2 separate regions of the Homo sapiens genome follow, and region 2 is linked to region 1. Evidence: chromatin loops called from intact Hi-C (ENCODE). Cell type or tissue: A673. All regions are shown on one strand.

Region 1 (2,500 bases):
TCCAAACAATCCTCCTCAAATGGTCTTCACATCTTCTTCTCTTCCACCCCATAACAACCATGACACTGCCCAGCCCAGCCCTCAACTTCTGGCCCTGAGTGCTGACTTTCTATGTCAGGAGCTGCCCAGTACCGCCAGCTCATGGAAAGCATAAAGGCTGTGTGTAGTTTCTGACTCTGGGGGCCAGAGAGGTAGCTGCAAGAATCTTTCATCTTCCTTCTGAGATACTTTTTCCAAGAATGGTGTGCATCTCCCCCGTCGTCAACCCCCCGAAGGATGCCAGAGCCTCGGAGGCATCACAGTTTTCCTGGAAAACTGAGGGCCGCCAGCTACCTGGGAGAGGCCTCCAGGAGCCTGCTGCATCTGGTCTCTGGTGGTTTTGTTCTGCTTGTAGAAGTCGAATATCATCAGAGCTGCATAAACCTTCCCCACTGTCATCTCATCAGCTGGAAAAGAACACAGGAGTTGAGATTCGGAGAAGGGGGCAGAGGATCCACGGAAACAAGGTATGGAAGTAAGGTGAGGAAACAGCCGCCCCTCCCTCGCCCCCCACAAAGACTCCTGGAAATGCACTGGGACAGAGGGCTCTCAGGCAGAACATGGGGCTCGGCCACCAGGAGTTTGGCCTACCTAGGGCTCCTCCAGATGCTGACCTGGCCCTCCTGACTGCCCTGACTCCTCCTGAGGCCTCTCAAGACCGGGCTGAGGCCATCCCCACCTGCTTAATGCAGGGCCCTTCCTGTGTCTCCTCCCCAGAAAGCAAGATGGAGTTGGGCACCTTCCTGCGCTCCCTCACGTCTCCCACAAGGAGGAGTTGGGCACCTTCCTGCGCTCCCTCACGTCTCCCACAAGGAGGAGTTGGGCACCTCCCGGCGCTCCCTCACGTCTCCCACAAGATGGAGTTGGGCACCTTCCTGCGCTCCCTCACGTCTCCCACAAGGTGGAGTTGGGCACCTCCCGGCACTCCCTCACGTCTCCCACAAGATGGAGTTGGGCACCTCCCGGCGCTCCCTCACGTCTCCCACAAGATGGAGTTGGGCACCTTCCTGCGCTCCCTCACGTCTCCCACAAGGAGGAGTTGGGCACCTCCCGGCACTCCCTCACGTCTCCCGCAAGATGCAGTTGGGCACCTTCCTGCGCTCCCTCACGTCTCCCACAAGGAGGAGTTGGGCACCTTCCTGCGCTCCCTCACGTCTCCCACAAGATGGAGTTGGGCACCTCCCGGCACTCCCTCACGTCTCCCGCAAGATGCAGTTGGGCACCTTCCTGCGCTCCCTCACGTCTCCCACAAGGAGGAGTTGGGCACCTTCCTGCGCTCCCTCACGTCTCCCACAAGATGGAGTTGGGCACCTCCTCGCGCTCCCTCACGTCTCCCACAAGATGGAGTTGGGCACCTCATTGTGTTCCCTCACGTATCCCATAAGATGGAGTTGGGCACCTCCCCGTGCTCCCTCACGTCTCTCACAAGTTGGAGTTGGGCACCTCCTCGTGCTCCCTCACGTCTCCCACAAGATGGAGTTGGGCACCTCATTGTGCTCCCTCATGTATCCCATAAGATGGAGTTGGGCACCTCCCAGTGGAGTTGGGCACCTCCCCGAACTCCCTCATGCCTCTCAAAAGAAGGAGGTGTGCACGTCCCCGCGCTCCCTCACGTTCCCATAAGATGGAGTTGGGCACCTCCCCGTGCTCCCTCACGTCTCCCACAAGATGGAGTTGGGCACCTCCCCGTGCTCCCTCACGTCTCCAAGATGGAGTTGGGCACCTCCCCGTGCTCCCTCACGTCTCTCACAAGAAGGAGTTGGGCACCTCTCTGCGCTCCCTCACGTCTCCCACGAGATGCAGTTGGGCACCTCCCCATGCTCCCTCACCTCTCCAAGATGGAGTTGGGCACTTCCCTGTGCTCCCTCACGTCTCCCGCAAGATGAAGTTGGGCACCTCCCCACGCTCCCTCACGTCTCTCACAAGATGGAGTTGGGCACCTCCCCGCGCTCCCTCACGTCTCTCACAAGATGGAGTTGGGCATCTCACCGCACTCCCTCACATCCCTGTGGGATCCCCTCTTGCCTTTCCTCTGGATTTAAAAAAAATAAATTCCACACACCAGGAGCTCAACACAACAAACCCACGCTCATCTCTGCAGCTCCTCTGCCACCCAGGGCTCTCTTGGTTGGAGCTGAGGGCAGATTCATGAGGAGGTGAGCCCACCTCTCCAAGGTGGCCTGCCCTTCATCCCTCACCCTCACCTCCACAGCCCTCCAGCCACTCTGGGTGGGACAGTAAAGGTGGGGGCTGGGGGCATTTCTCACCCTCACACTTACGCTTATGGGGTGGTACCAGCAAGTCCAAAGTCTTCTGGGGCAGATTGGCCCACACAACGGAAATCTCCTTCCTCAACTCCGCGTCACACTGATGCTGCTTTGTCCCAGCTGCACCAGGATGATGGTGGGGAAGGGGAAAAGACAGAGATGTTAGGAGCAGCCCTGCAGCCGCCAATGGGGCA
Region 2 (2,500 bases), 440 kb after region 1:
CCCACCACTGCCTCGTAAAGGGCAGCATGTGTTACGGTGCTGGTTTTCTAAGCTCACTGCGCTCCAGACCCTGTGAGGAATGCCTTGGTGTTTTAGAACGTCTCCCTGCCCACCCTGGATCGCCCCACTGCCTCTCTCCACTAACCGTATTTCAAACAGTGTGTGAAAAAAGCAGCTTTAGCTGGTCAGCACCTTGTCTGGGCCTCCTGGGCTCTATTCCAAGACAACAGATTGTCCTGCCCCCAATCAAGGCCTCAGCCCCCAGGCTCCAGAGAACAGTACAGCCCTAGGAGGGACCCACAGACTCTCAGGTCCTGCTAGTATTGGCTCCGGGAGGCTAAGTAATATGTTGACACATACAGATGCTGTTTTTTAATCTTACTATATTCATAGTAATTGTGTCATTTTCCATCTTTTCAATTCATACATACTCTCACACAATTACCACCATGAAATGACGGGCCTTAACATTTTTCTAATGTGAGAAACAAGTTTTGAAGACACTGATGAACACTGGCAGCCCCGGCCAGAGCCTCCCTGAGGGCAGGGCCAGTGCCAGGCAGGGCAGCAGCGCAGTTTCGCCAGGAGTTGTCTGGTGTAAAGCACAGGCTGGGAGTGCGGGTCTGAGGGAGGGACACAGACATGACCTCCACACACTCCCTGGCACATCCTCGAGGCCGGAGCTTCACACTGCCTTCAGCTCAGCCACCAGGGACACTGCAGCTGGACACAGCTGCCCTGCCTCCCAGGACACCCATCTCCTCTTCAGAACAACATGAGACATAAAAATAAGGCTGTACAGAACTTACACACCATGAAAAAATGAGAAGCCTATTTCTTTTTTCAGATCAGAAGAGCAACGTGAGCAACGGTCCTATCAGAAATACAACAAATATAAAAGCAGCAGTCGAGAATGGTGAGGGACCACAAACCCCTGGGGACTTGGTCCAGGCCAGCTCTGAGCACCACCAGGCACCCAGACTAGCACACAAGTAAGGGGTGCTCAATAAACACCTGCTGGGAGGTTCCTACACACTCTAGGATGTCACTCTAAGATGAGACAACCCTGATGCAAAAGGAAGGTAAGGTTCTTTGCTAAGCACTTCAAAGCAGAATCATCTTAAATTGGCAAAAAAGCAACCCATATAAAACTGGTTCTCAAGCTCCATCCAGCCCGGTGTCAGCCTTCGGACCTAGAACAAAAGCACCACCTTGTGGTTAGAAGTGTAAATGCAGGCTTAAACCTGCATGCAGAAAACCACAAGGTATAGTAGTAATATTAATAAATTCTCTGCAATCGGTAAAGTTCCTGGTAGAAGACCACATTCCTACTCATGTCAGAGATTGTTTTTTAAATGTTTCCACAACACTGCTCTGTAATACGATTGAGATAGCATGGGAAAACAAACACACACTCATGGCTGAATTTCATTCAAAATCTCCATGTTGATAAAAAGACATTAAACCTAAGGAGTTGACTATTTTGAAGGATATGACACAAAAATGTGAAACTTATCCCCAATCAGAATGTCAGCTCTACGAGAGGCAGAAACTGGTTGGTTGGTTGGTTAGTTCACTGCAGTACTGCGCCAGGCGCTTTGGTTTACGGTAAAACAACAATTCCCAAACTTTTCATTCTCAAGACCACGTCACACTCTAAACACACTGAGTACCCCAAAGGGATTTTGTCCACGAGTTGCCAGAATGGCACCAAGTTAGTGTTACCATGTCAAAACCTCCTGTACAAATAAAATAAACCTACTACGTGCTAACATAAAATTTACTTTATGAAAATGCCACCGAGTTAGTGTTACTATGTCAAAACCTCCTGTACAAATAACAATAAACCTACTACATGTTAACATAAAATACTTTATGAAAATGGCATCAAGTTAGTTTTACCATTTGTCAAAACCTCCTGTACAAATAACAATAAACCTACTACGCGTTAACATAAAACACTTTATGAAAATGAAGTATTCTTTTAAAAAAAGAAACAAAAGTGATACGGTTTTACATTTGTGCACCTATCTTTTCCAGTCAGCAGAGCCAGATGCTCACACCGCCTGCTGCACGCCCTCTATGGCACTATCACACATCTCGTGCCTGACACTCAGCACAGAATGAGAGCGAAAGGTAAATAATGCTTCACATCTGTATGTAGCCGGAGCCCTGGAAGAATCCTGGGGTCTCTGCACTGTCATGTCTGCTGGACAGGAAGTGCTGGGGGAGCTTCACTGAGTGCAGGGAGAAGGGGCGCAGCACGAACACAAGGACTAAGGGGCCACGGCCTCTCCACAGCCACATGTCGGGGCAAGGCCTGGACCACAGCACTGCAGGGTTGGGGTCCTTATTTCATCAGGATTCCAAGTATAGGATTCAGGCCCAGGCACAGTGGCTGATGCCTGTGATCCCAGCACTTTGGAAGGCCAAGGCTGGTGGAAAGCTTGAGCTCAGGGATTCAAGCTCAGCCTGGGCAACACGGCAAAACCCCATCTCT

What was found. Peaks named below come from ENCODE experiments on the same cell type or tissue, not always from the same donor. Only the 100,000 strongest peaks of a DNase experiment are listed, where the experiment ranks them.
Region 2: it touches region 1 in a loop (7-fold over the local background); 5 of 110 quality-filtered maps call a loop at or near these places.

Annotation. Positions count from the first base shown.
Region 1 is chr9:138,112,324-138,114,823 of GRCh38, reverse strand. CACNA1B (calcium voltage-gated channel subunit alpha1 B) reads right to left here. Exons shown (of 47, transcript NM_000718.4): 40 at 2,319-2,426; 41 at 334-446. Among named protein-coding and RNA genes, the nearest start is that of FAM157B, 100 kb to the left of the region's middle. In A673, CTCF peaks have their summits at 855 (motif pointing right) and 1,059 (motif pointing right); a DNase peak (open chromatin) is centred at 983.
Region 2 is chr9:137,671,711-137,674,210 of GRCh38, reverse strand. The region is part of intron 1 of EHMT1 (euchromatic histone lysine methyltransferase 1); the gene reads right to left. Among named protein-coding and RNA genes, the nearest start is that of EHMT1, 54 kb to the right of the region's middle. RefSeq lists an enhancer at 665-774. In A673, a CTCF peak has its summit at 1,214 (motif pointing left); a DNase peak (open chromatin) is centred at 1,180; H3K27ac peaks cover 394 bases.